3 separate regions of the Homo sapiens genome follow, and regions 1 and 2 are each linked to region 3. A link is a contact called in ENCODE Hi-C or POLR2A ChIA-PET data. All regions are on one chromosome and are shown on one strand. The core of a region is the stretch at or near the end of the contact, and the rest is flanking DNA. Distances in the headings are between cores, read along the strand shown. Region 1 holds the start of SLC38A2 (solute carrier family 38 member 2). Region 2 overlaps SLC38A4-AS1 (SLC38A4 antisense RNA 1). Region 3 holds the start of TMEM117 (transmembrane protein 117).

The links. A loop is a pair of places that touch in the nucleus more often than their neighbours do. ChIA-PET counts read pairs that join two places held with the same protein, here RNA polymerase II (POLR2A). Pooled maps may share reads with other maps.
Region 1: a loop to region 3 is called in a map of naive thymus-derived CD4-positive, alpha-beta T cell, with 7 times the contacts of the local background. The contact joins the promoter of SLC38A2 here to the promoter of TMEM117 in region 3. A Hi-C loop is called at or near these places in 1 of 168 maps with a recorded cell type or tissue (naive thymus-derived CD4-positive, alpha-beta T cell) and 3 of 50 pooled maps. POLR2A ChIA-PET finds 5 or more read pairs at or near these places in 1 of 52 experiments (activated CD4-positive, alpha-beta T cell).
Region 2: a pooled map shows a loop between it and region 3 (2.1-fold over the local background). The contact joins the enhancer-like site here to the promoter of TMEM117 in region 3. A Hi-C loop is called at or near these places in 1 of 50 pooled maps.

The regions. Positions count from the first base shown.
Region 1 is chr12:46,370,974-46,374,655 of GRCh38, reverse strand. It overlaps SLC38A2 (solute carrier family 38 member 2), which reads left to right and starts at 1,883. Exons shown (of 16, transcript NM_018976.5): 1 at 1,883-2,147; 2 at 3,277-3,478. The coding sequence starts at 3,363. It overlaps SLC38A2-AS1 (SLC38A2 antisense RNA 1), which reads right to left and starts at 1,873. Exons shown (of 2, transcript NR_187299.1): 1 at 1,794-1,873; 2 at 878-1,343. RefSeq lists enhancers at 1,324-1,383, 2,064-2,143, 2,001-2,704, 2,394-2,723, 2,804-2,953 and silencers at 1,634-1,973, 2,174-2,373.
Region 2 is chr12:46,387,215-46,390,939 of GRCh38, reverse strand. SLC38A4-AS1 (SLC38A4 antisense RNA 1) reads right to left here. Exons shown (of 4, transcript NR_125380.1): 2 at 2,968-3,193. Among named protein-coding and RNA genes, the nearest start is that of SLC38A4-AS1, 5.4 kb to the right of the region's middle. Within about 2 kb of position 1,644, at least 11 of the 41 ENCODE cell types and tissues checked have a DNase peak (open chromatin) inside an H3K27ac peak, as active enhancers do.
Region 3 is chr12:43,834,831-43,838,883 of GRCh38, reverse strand. It overlaps TMEM117 (transmembrane protein 117), which reads right to left and starts at 2,803. Exons shown (of 8, transcript NM_032256.3): 1 at 2,688-2,803. RefSeq lists silencers at 2,330-2,562, 2,549-2,988, 3,019-3,128.

The sequences.
Region 1 (3,682 bases), core at 634-3,133, 2.5 Mb before region 3:
TGTTGCAATACAAACCACCAAAAAGTCCAAAAGACATGAGATTTACTTATAGTGCCACTTGCCACCCATAACTACCAACCCTGAGGGCCTCCTTAGCACCTCTAACTGGGCAGAGGAAACGACCAGAGATTCATCTGGAATGAAAAAGTGGTTTAAGACCTTTTGATTGTTATCAGTTGAAACCTAATATAAAGAAACTTCCTGGGACTCCTCTCTAACCTACCACTACCAAGATTGTTGTGACAAGAAGAGTTGATTGATTTTATTGGGGAATGTATGTGGAAGGAAGATAGTTTTTTCAGCCCTAATTGTGTGTCAAATTCCAAACCTGCCCTTGGGGAGTTCACAATCTTTGGGCAGATGATACTACAAATAGTCTGGAACGATTTTGAGTGCATGACAGCACGGATTTTTAAAAGTCCGTCACCATATTGTTTTAGAAAATAGTACCTGCAAAAAGAGGGCTGAGTACGGAGGGATTAAGGCATGCGGGGCGCTTTCCTGTGGCTCGAAGACTAAGCCTTGCATGACAGCGGCATTTAAGGGGATGAGAGGAGATTGGACACCAAAGCAAGAATGGCTATTATTTAAGACTGGCCTGAACAGAGTAGAAGGTTTGCGGTAGGGAAGACTGGCCTGAACAGAGTAGAAGGTTTGGGGTAGGGAACACAGGAGTGTGATGGGGGAAATCGGGACCTCGCTTGTCAATCATAAACACTGGTGCAGGCGAGGGCACCCGAAGCCTCACGTGCGGCGGAAATAGGCAGTTGTACGGATTTCCTCAGTAAAACATTGAAAGCAAAAACTGCGATCACACCCAGCCCTTTCCTCTATGCCCTGCCCAATTTCTCCCAAGTCCCCAAAAGGAAGAGAGCAGTAGGTCAAACTTGTTTATTCATTCATTCCATGAACATTTCTCTCTCCTAAGGGGTCTTTGTTTCCTGCAAGGGAGTGAGTCTTGCCTTTCCCGCAGCACCAATTTTTCCACAGCGAAGGGTCCCCCTAGTTGCCTGGCTCAGCAAGACCACACACATCACCATTGAAGGGAAAGGACCAGGCTCCGCAGAAAGCGCCTCAGACCCGCATTCAGACAAGGCAGTGCCTTTGCCCGGGGCGGCGGTGGTGGGATAAGAGAAGCAACGTGTCAGCGAGTGGAAAACTGGGGACTCCCAAACGGCCTTAGGAGCGCCGGGCTCCCCACTGGGGCCTCTTTCTAAGGGGCCTGGCTTGCTGGCCAAAAGGTAGCCTTTCCGCTAGTCCAGTTTCCATGGCCGTACAAAAAGCACATCCCGAAAAGGAGCTGCTCGCCGACCTCCGGCTAGTTTTGAAGAGTGAAAGCAGGTCTAGGTGGAAAAGAAAGAACAACAAACCATCAGGACAACCTTGCTGCCTTGGCCCAAGTTTGTGAGACAAAACTTCACTGTAAATCACAAAAATAACAATCAAGAAAGTGTTTGGTGGGAGGGTGGTGTCCCCCAAAAGCCTTGATGTGTCCCCCGAAAGCAAGGACTGCTGGTGACTCGGACAGGAGAAAATTTTAAGGAGATGGCTCCTCAAAGACAACCGCATGTGTTGAGCACCAACCCTGGCTGAAAAGGATAGGCAGGGGAAGCATCTGGGGGTCTTTCCAGACTATCTAGAAAGCTGGAGAGAGTGGGCTTGGGCTTTGCGGGAGAGTCTTGGGGGCGCCTGCGGGCGGGGCTGGGCCGCGGGCGCGGGCCGCAGAGGGAGGGGCAGGGAGGCGGGGCCTAGGTCTGGGCGGGTCGGAGGCGGGGCCCAGGTGGTGTTGATACACAAAGAGAAGGCGCCCGGGCGGCCGCGGTCCCGCCCACTGACGCGTCCCCGGGGTGCCGCTATAACCCGCCGCTCGCAGGGCTGCTCCACAGCCGCGCGACGCCGCCGCCTTAGAACGCCTTTCCAGTACTGCTAGCAGCAGCCCGACCACGCGTTACCGCACGCTCGCGCCTTTCCCTTGACACGGCGGACGCCGGAGGATTGGGGCGGCAATTTGTCTTTTCCTTTTTTATTAAAATTATTTTTCCTGCCTGTTGTTGGATTTGGGGAAATTTTTTGTTTGTTTTTTATGATTTGTATTTGACTGAGAGAAACCCACTGAAGACGTCTGCGTGAGAATAGAGACCACCGAGGTAACGCGTGCGGGGGGGCGTCTGTGGGAAGGGCGCGGGGCCCGGGCGAGAGTGGGGGAGGGGCTTCCGGGAGGGGCCGCGCGGGAAGGCGGCCGCGGGGTCCGTTTCCTTTCGAGGCGGGCGTTGTCGGTTGGGCTGGCCAGCCTTCCACCCTGGCCCGCCGCGCGGGTGTCGCGCCCGCGACGTGGGTAGGAGAGCGGGCGCTGGGCGGGGGCCGCGTGCCTGCACGGTGCGGAGCCGCATCTTCCCATTAGGGGGAGGGGAGCTAGCCCGGCCAGCGGCTCTGCTGCGGCAAGTCTTGTGACTGATTTGCATTTAATAAAAAAAAAAAATTAAGTCCAGGGAGCCAGGAATCTGGGGGCGGCGGAGGTGGGCTTGGGCATGTATTACAGGAGAGGCCAAGATTGGGGAAGACGAGTTGGGAACATTTGACAATCGACGATCGATATTGCATCAGTTTTCTTTCCGGACATAGGAGGGGCTGGGCGGGCGTAGCACTCGCGGGCCAGCTGCCTGTGGACGGGTGTGCTTGAGGGCACTGGCGCGCGTGTGTAAACAAACCCCCAGCTCCCGGGGCCCGGGCGTTCGCCCCCCTCGAGAGAGGAGTAGTGTCGGCCCTTTCCGCCTCCTGGGGAAGGCTGTCTGCGGCAGAGGCATTTCTCCGTGTGGGGACTCCGGGCAGTAAAGGACAGATTACGCAGCATTGCTGTTCCAAATGCTAGAAACGGAAAGCCGTGCGCCTAGGTTGCATGCACACGAGCCAGGGTCGGGGCTGGATGTGTGCCCTGAGTGCCTGTGCAAGTTTGGAGCGACTGGGAAAAAGCAAAACAGAACCCCCCCTCGCCCCCTCCACTCCGACGAGGGACAATAGAGAGGGTGAAATACTGAAATCTGCCGGAGTAGGGGGCCTCGACGGCCGCAACACAGCGGTGGCATCATCTTTGTTCTCCCCGCGGCTCCGCCGTCTGTACTTTTCCGCCCCTCGGCGCGCCCCCGCCCCTCGCGCGCGGCTGGTACTTTTCCACTCGCCTGGCCTGGGATGAATCAGCCGCGCTGCGCCTCCGGGCGGCGTCACGTGACCGCGGCGGGCTGGCGCTGCGGTCCTGACGCGCCGCCTCTACTTTCGCAGGCCGACTCGCGGGCCGCTGCACCCACCGCCAAGGACAAAAGGAGCCCAGCGCTACTAGCTGCACCCGATTCCTCCCAGTGCTTAGCATGAAGAAGGCCGAAATGGGACGATTCAGTATTTCCCCGGATGAAGACAGCAGCAGCTACAGTTCCAACAGCGACTTCAACTACTCCTACCCCACCAAGCAAGCTGCTCTGAAAAGGTGGGAGAAGTTGTGACACTTTTGAAAAAACGGCTTGCATGGGTTGGGTTCAGGGAGTTACCTAGGACTCTGCTTCCATTGCTTTAATTTGCTATAGCATTTAGAGAAGGTGCGTAATCTCTGAAAGAGTATCCGATTATCTTGTTGTAATGACAAGATAGCTGGTGTGAAAGTCAACTCCTAGTTAATATTTATACATTAAGT
Region 2 (3,725 bases), core at 395-2,894, 2.6 Mb before region 3:
ACATCAAGGGTCTTTCTCTCAAAATAGAAATAATAGAAACAATTGTTATACAGCAAGGTCCTGGCCTTTCTTTAATCAATGGCATTCACTCTGCCACACTTTCCTCACCTTCTTGTCCTCTAGCTTTAGCCACAGCTGGATGGAAGCTCTAGAAAACTTTTCACAAGATAGGATTAATCCCAAAGATCATTTTTCTTTTAAATTTAACTAGCTGTTTGCTGCTTCAGCCATCACTTGATGTTAGCCTCTCTGACATGACAAAGACAAAATTTGAGATTTGTTTGTTTGTTTAAGCTAACACTTGAGAAGTACTTAACATATGCCAGGCATGGTTCTAAGTGCTTCCTTTACAAGTTCAGACTTAACTAAATCTTCATGAGTTATTATTTATCTTTCACATTCATGAAATTAAAGCACACAGCTAGTAAAAAGCAGAAGCGAAATGAAACCAAACAGTCTGGATCCAGAGTCCATCATACCCAGACTGCTTTGCTGTAGGTACTGCCCTACAGCACAACAGGTACCTCTGAACAGTATGTTTGCCAATATTCCCATTTAGTGTATAATGCCCTAGGTTACAGCCTTTGGCAAATAAATGGTGTTGTCCTTGATGCCAGATATCATACCTAAATTTTTAAAAATTTACTGTAGAGCAAAATAAAATCAAAAGAGCATACTAAGATGCAATATTCTCAAGTAAGACCAGCTAAGAAGGCTTCCATTGTATTCAGCAGAAAACATAATTTCTGCAGACAAATTTAAAATATTTGAAAGCAAAATGAAATGTTCACCTTTAGCTCTCCACCTTCTAGGGCCAAGTGATGCAAAAATTCCATATTCCTAACAATAATATGAATTATCAAGGAAAACATTCATCATCTTTTCTCTTTAACTCTTTTTTGTAAATTTAAGTTACAAAGCAAAAAATTTCAAATCTTGGTTTTTTAAACAAGGGAGGGAGCCTTTTAACCAGGACTTACTCATGAAATTTATGCTTCAGAATCACAATGACTATCACTGCAGCTTCATTAATAAGAAGAAACTAGAATACTACTTCTTAGATATATATCTTCCTAATGTTTCTAAATGAAATTTCCGGGACAAAGGAACCTAATGATCATTAAACCAGTACTTCAGATGAACTTCTAATCATTGTCAAAGGCAAGTCTGTGTGAAAATACATATATGTGTCTATAAATATGTATGTTTCATATGGTTATAATGGGTATCCTCTAACATGAAACATACTGCAAATTATAGTCGACTTAGAATCAACTTTATGAAGTAACTAGGAATGACTAGTTAATTAACTAACTCTGGCTTCCCCAAAATTCTGAAAGTAGATTTTTAGCCTAATGGGTTAAAAACATAAGTACTAGGTACTTACTGAGAGCACATCTGGAATCACTTTATCTTGAAACTGTTGTATAATGAGGTGCTAACATAACCAACTATGGCTTGCCCCCCACTGAAATGTGTGTGTGTGTGTGTGTGTGTGTGTGTGTCCTGGACTTAACCCTCTTCCAGTAGCAAGTTCAAATTCCAGAACAGTTTGTCCAAGGATCATGTTGGCAGGAATGTGCTTGTCTTGGAAACTTGTGGACCAAAATATGTTCATCCTTAAGAAAAGCACATCCTGCAGATAACAGTGACTGGCCAATCAGTGTTGTCACGTCACAGAACTGTGGGTTCTCATTTTCTTGCCCTCTTTCCAATATCCAGCCCATATTCAGCACTGCTTGTGTAACAAAAGGCAATAAGGAAGAAGTTGTAACAAATCCTAACAGCAAACAGACCAAGACTTGGGGAGTTGCAATCTGGGAAGCTGAGGGTCAATATTTCATAGTGTCATTGATGAAGCCTGTGAATTTACCACAGATTTTACGGTTGTCAGTTCACAAACTTTCTGGTGAAAACAGACTTCTATAATAATAATAATTGGATTGACTAATTTCCATGACAGGACATGAGTAGAATGAAGAGGCAGATGATCTGGGTTCTACCTCCAATCCAGCCACTAATCAGCAATTCAACCAGCAATAAGTCATTTTCCTGTCTGGCCTCAGATGCATTCATCCATAAAAAAAGAACTGTCAGATAATCTCTAAAATCCTTTCCAGTTTACATATATTTTATGACAAAGTTTTTTACCTAACCTCAAATATGTGTGTGTATGCTCATACACACACACACCCACACAGAGAGAGAATGAATCCAGACAATCTATCGAAGATTAAACCAGGCATGAAAATCCAGATGCTGCTGTACACTTTACAGACGATTCTTTAGTTATCATTTCTTCCTCATACAAGAGTGTGAGGGGCTCACTGAGACAGGTCTTGAGTTCCCCTCACTTGTACCTTTTAGTCTCTCTCATTTCCTCTTTTCTTAACCACTGTCACACCAAAAGAGGTACAGTATGGTGCATAAGTTTGCAAAACTATAAAATGATACCATTCTTTGATTCTTCATTCTTCGATGCCATTCTCAACCTTTTGCACTTGGAGAAACATAGCTATTTTCACTTTTAAATGTCATTTATATTAGCATATTGTGAGTTGGTTATTACTTTTAAATACATTGACTATCTTTTAAGTTTTTAGTCTTAATTTCTACTATAAATATCAACACATATAGTCCACATAAACAAAACTCTTTGTGGTCCTCAATACTTTTTAAGACTGCAAGGGGGTCCTGAGACCAAAAGTTTGAGAATTGCTAATGTAGTAGTTAAGAGGACAAACTCCAGATCCAGCTGCCTGAGTTAAAATGTCACTTCTATCACTTAACAGTGGTGTGACATTGAGTACAGTCGCTTAGTCACACAGTTGTTCTGTGCCTCAGTTGGGGATAATAACGATAATAGTACTGACCCCATAGGGTCATCATAAGGCTTAAATGAACTGATATATGCACCATGCTTAGAAGTGTTGTGAGCCATCATTCTCTTTGGCGCTATTCACCTACCTCCATTCCCCGTGGTTTGCTTGGTTTGGTTTGATTTGGTCTGGTCTTACTACTGCTGCCTCTCCGTTTGACTGGCAAAGTGTGACTGGCACTGCTTCACCAGGGGCTAAAGGCATAGCTGACGAGGCTCCTTCATAACCACAGCCACAAGTTCGCACTCCAGTGCTGCAGCACCCAGCTGTACTTTGAATTTGCCCTTCAGAGAGGCTCCATCAGCAAAAGTCAACTGGAAAATCAAAGCAAGCAATGCTAAGTTTTTTAAAAACACGCTATGTCAGATGAATTAGAATGTAAAGTAGAAACTCTAGCCTTCGGAATAAATCAATGAGAGGAAGGAAGTAGAGACAAAATGCAAGCAATTACATTCATTCCTTAAAAGAAAAGGTGGTATCTGCCCAAGCTCCCTCCAATTTGAACTATGTTTTCACAGCCTTCCATCTCCTTTTTAAAATCTCTCTTCAACATCCCAGAGCAGCCTCCTCCCACCTGGCCAAGAACCCTCAGGCCATCAACTTGCTTAAAAAAATATGATGGCCCAGATTCTGATCACGTGCACATGACTGACGGCCATTGGATCTTCCCAGGGAGTACTGAAGTTTTATGAGTATTATGATCATAATCCCCTGCATTTATATTAGTTTTCTTTCTAATCTATATTTTCACATAAATTTTTCTTTAATTCTTGGCACTCAGCATGCTGTTATTCCTATTTAACGGTTTAAAAAACTGAGGCTCAGAGAAGCTAGCAAACTTGTCCT
Region 3 (4,053 bases), core at 1,554-4,053:
GTATTCTCTCAATTATTCCTGATACCTGCCATTTGGATTTACCAGTGAAGAAACAGAAATTCAGAGAGGTTATGATCTGTCCAGGGTCATAAAGCTACCAGCTGACAGAAACAGGCACGACTACCTCTATATAACCCCAAAGTTATTACTCTTAGTTACCATTGTGTGAAGTATAAAACACAGAATAAAATTCCAATGGGAAGGAAGTAAGAGTAAGTACTAAGTGATGACTTGAATCTAGTAGGCCCTCTATAGATATTTGCTGATGGATGAATAAATGAATAAACAGATGTATGGATAACACGTAACAGACCAGCCTGGGTGAGGGAAAAAAAAAAAAAAAAAACTGGAAGACTCCATTCCAGAGAGAGTAGAGTCTGGATAATACATATCCAAATCTGCAAAAGGATAAATGGAAGAAAGGTGAAAAACCAAATATATGGAATGTCCTCAAAGAGCTACAAACTTTCAAAAGCAATCTCAGGTGGCAAAACATCATTTCTGTTTTTGTCTATTAGTGGTATGGGGATGTGGGGGTGGGGAGAGGCAGAGCCCACAAGGGGTATGAAAAGTCTTATACTTACTTTCCAACCTACCTGGTCTCACACACACACATATGTACACATACACACAGACCAGTCCTGAGGTAATGACAGGTCTGAGTACATTATCTTAAATTGTTAGATAAAAAGGCAGGAAAAGATTATACATAGCATTTTACATAATGCAAGTGCCTAATACAGGTTAAAAAAAAAACACAAATAGCAATAATAACAGAAATAAAGTTAGAACTTCTTACTTTTAGTCTAATACAAAAGACCACAGGGGCTTTTAAATAAAAAGCAACCTTTTAAGTCAATCAATAAAACCACCATAAGTGGTTCTGATAGATTCCAGGATAATATTTGTGGTACCTTAGCTAATTTAGAGGTTTACATCTATAAATCACTTCCTAGATTTTCTCTTCACATTGTCTCAACCTTTAAGTGATTTTTCTTCCCTTGTTCCTATCCTGCAGTCCTTGGGTAAACAAATTGCTTAATCAATGCAAGTTTTTAAAACAGCAACTCCAAAAGCAAAGTAGGTCTAGGGGTCCTCTGAACAGAGAAAACTCTCCATTGAAATGGCAAAATATTTATGAGCCGGAGCACATTATAAAATTAAAATATAATCACTACTATATCCTTTAAAAATGTTTAGACCTCCTTTTCAGTGATTTGTTTGCAATAAGGAATTGCCAGCCCGGAGCAGTGGCTCACACCTGTAATGTCCGCATTTCTGGAGGCCAAGGCGGGCGGATCACGAAGTCAAGAGTTCGAGACCAGCCTGACCAACATGGTGAAACCCCATCTCTACTAAAAATACAAAAATTAGCCAGGCATGGTGGCGCGCGCCTGTAATCCCAGCTACTCAGGAGGCCGAGGCAGGAGAATCCCTTGAACCCGGGAGGCGGAGGTTGCAGTGAGCTGGAAATCATGGCACTGCACTCCAGCCTGAGCGACAGAGCCCGACTCCATGAAAGAAAGAAAGACAGAAATTAAAGAAAAGAAAAGAAATTGCCATGATCATATTCCAAACACAATGCCAAAGAAAAACACATTTAATGAATTAAATAGAATTCATGTGAAAAGTTTATTTTTTAATGACAGCTTAAAGAAACTTAGATAAAACTGACAAGAGCCAGTTTCTCATCACACGGATCAGATGGAGGGTGGAATAGGAGGGATAAATGCCTGAGACAAAATGTCAAAATCCATAATTACTTTTAAACTATAAAGACTTGGGGGATAAAAGAAAGTATATCCATGGTCAAATGTCAATACTTTACAAAAAAAAATGGGGTTTACAGGGATTCAACTACTTTTATATTCAATAAATTGGAAGACCTTGTTTCTGAAGCCAAAACAAAACCCTGTAGCTTCCTAGAAGTCCTTCCTTGGATTTCAGACAATACATCATTTATAATTGGGGGCAATACATACCCTTATATTCAACATACTTTTACTCATTTTTTTTCCTTTTTGGTTCCTGATAAGCATGTGATGTTTACTCCCGTGTCTCTCTCTCTCTCACACACGCACACCCACACACACATACACATACTTCATTGTTCCACAGAGGGTAGAACACACTTGTGGGCCTGTGGCATTTTCAAAAATAGGAATGAAAAAAAATAGTTTTATTTAGTCACGATGAAGTTAGCAAACACCCAAACACCCAAGTCTTTGTTTTTTTCCCAAGAACAACACCTACGAACTGCAACCTGTTAATTTAATTAAGAAAAATAGGGCTTTTACTCAGTTCCTAGGCTAGGAATCGCTGAAGCAAGGAAAGTTCAAGGTCTGCTCTCCCGCCGTATCTCTGCACACACACTGGAGCCGGGAGTTTGAGGACTCCCACCAAGAGCCTTTCGCCCGGGAGTCTCCTCTGCCCTTAGCCAGAGGGCTGGCGCGTCCCCCCTCCCTCCTTGACACTTCACCCTGCCTCTTTGGCTGCCATCCCCAGGAAGGCAGGAGCAGAGGCGCCGGAGAATTCGGGGGCCGGGCCGGGGTTCCGCGGCTGCTTCCGCACTCGCGGGCAGTGACGAGGTGGCAGCCGGGACACGGGCGGCAGGGCCGGGAGGGCTCCGCTGCGGCTGGACCGAACGGCTGGGGAGGCTCGCCCAACGCCCGGGCCCACGTACTCACCCGAAGGGTCGCGCGGGGCGCGGGGCGACTGCACACGGGATTCGCGGTCGAGCACAGCCCTCGGCGCGCCGGCGGCCTCGCTGGGAAGCGCGGCGAGACGGGCCGGCGGCGTCGCTGCCGCTGCTGCTGTCACGGAGCTATAAATACCGGCTCGGCCCACACCCGCCGCCGCCTACGCCGGGCGCCCTCCGCGCCGGTGCTTCACCGCGCCGCGCTCCCGCCGCAAAGTCCGCGGCCGCGGGCCGGGCAACGCGAGCGCAAGGGCACCGGCGCCGCGCAGGTGACCGCGATCATGCCAGCTGTGTGCAACCTCTGCAGCTGGAGGCATGGCTTCTCCCCGCCCCTGCCCTCTCGCCCGCACCACGGGCTGACTCCAGCCCGCGGGCCGCGTGCGCCACGGGCCGAGCCTGCCCGGGCCGGCCCGCCTCTGCAGAGCGGCAGCTGCAGGCGAGGGACGGACTCAGGAACCTGGTGGGGGTTGGGGGGCGGCTGACAGAAAATCCACCATCCTGCAGGGAACCAATGAGGGTCCCACTGGAATGTCCTCGAAGAGCTACAAACTTTCGAAAGCAATCTCAGGTCGCAAAACATGATTTCTGTTTTTGTCTGTTGGTGGTGTGGGGATGTGGGGGTGGGGAGAGGCAGAGCCCATGAGGAGTATGAGAAGTCTTCCACTTACTTTCCAACCTGCCTGGTATCACACACACACACACACATATGCACACATACACACATTCATACACACATAGAGATGCACAAATACACTCATGCATACATATGTATACACACATAAGCACACGTATACACATGCATACACACATATGTACATCAGCACACATACTCATGTACAATTTTTAAAGTTTTTGCAGTCTGAGGCTCTCCGGAGCCTGTCATTCTATGATACCTAAATGATACCTCTGCGGCATAGGGCAGGAAGACCCTTTGACTACATCTGACCAATTCCTCTCTTCCTGAATGTAACCTCCTTTCCATCATGTATGTGTGGCCTCTGTTTCCTTCCACACCTAATAGCAACTGCTACCTCAGTTTACCGGTTGCTGAAAACGTGTTAACAGCTGCTATCCAGCATGCTAATATTTTGTGGTAATGGAAGTTATCACTAGTGTATATAATCAAATGGAAAATAGGATTTCTATATGCCCATATTAGCAAACTTATGAAGGCAGAGCTAGGCCCTCCCCTGTACTGGTAGCCTGATTCAGGAATGGGTGGATGGCAAGAGGGAGAACTGAGATGTCCGCGGATTTTAAGATGGGATGGAGAGAGCCATGCCCAAGTGCCATAGGGTAGTTTATCTGCATAGGCATAATTGGGAATTCACTGCCATACTTCCCACTAATTTGAC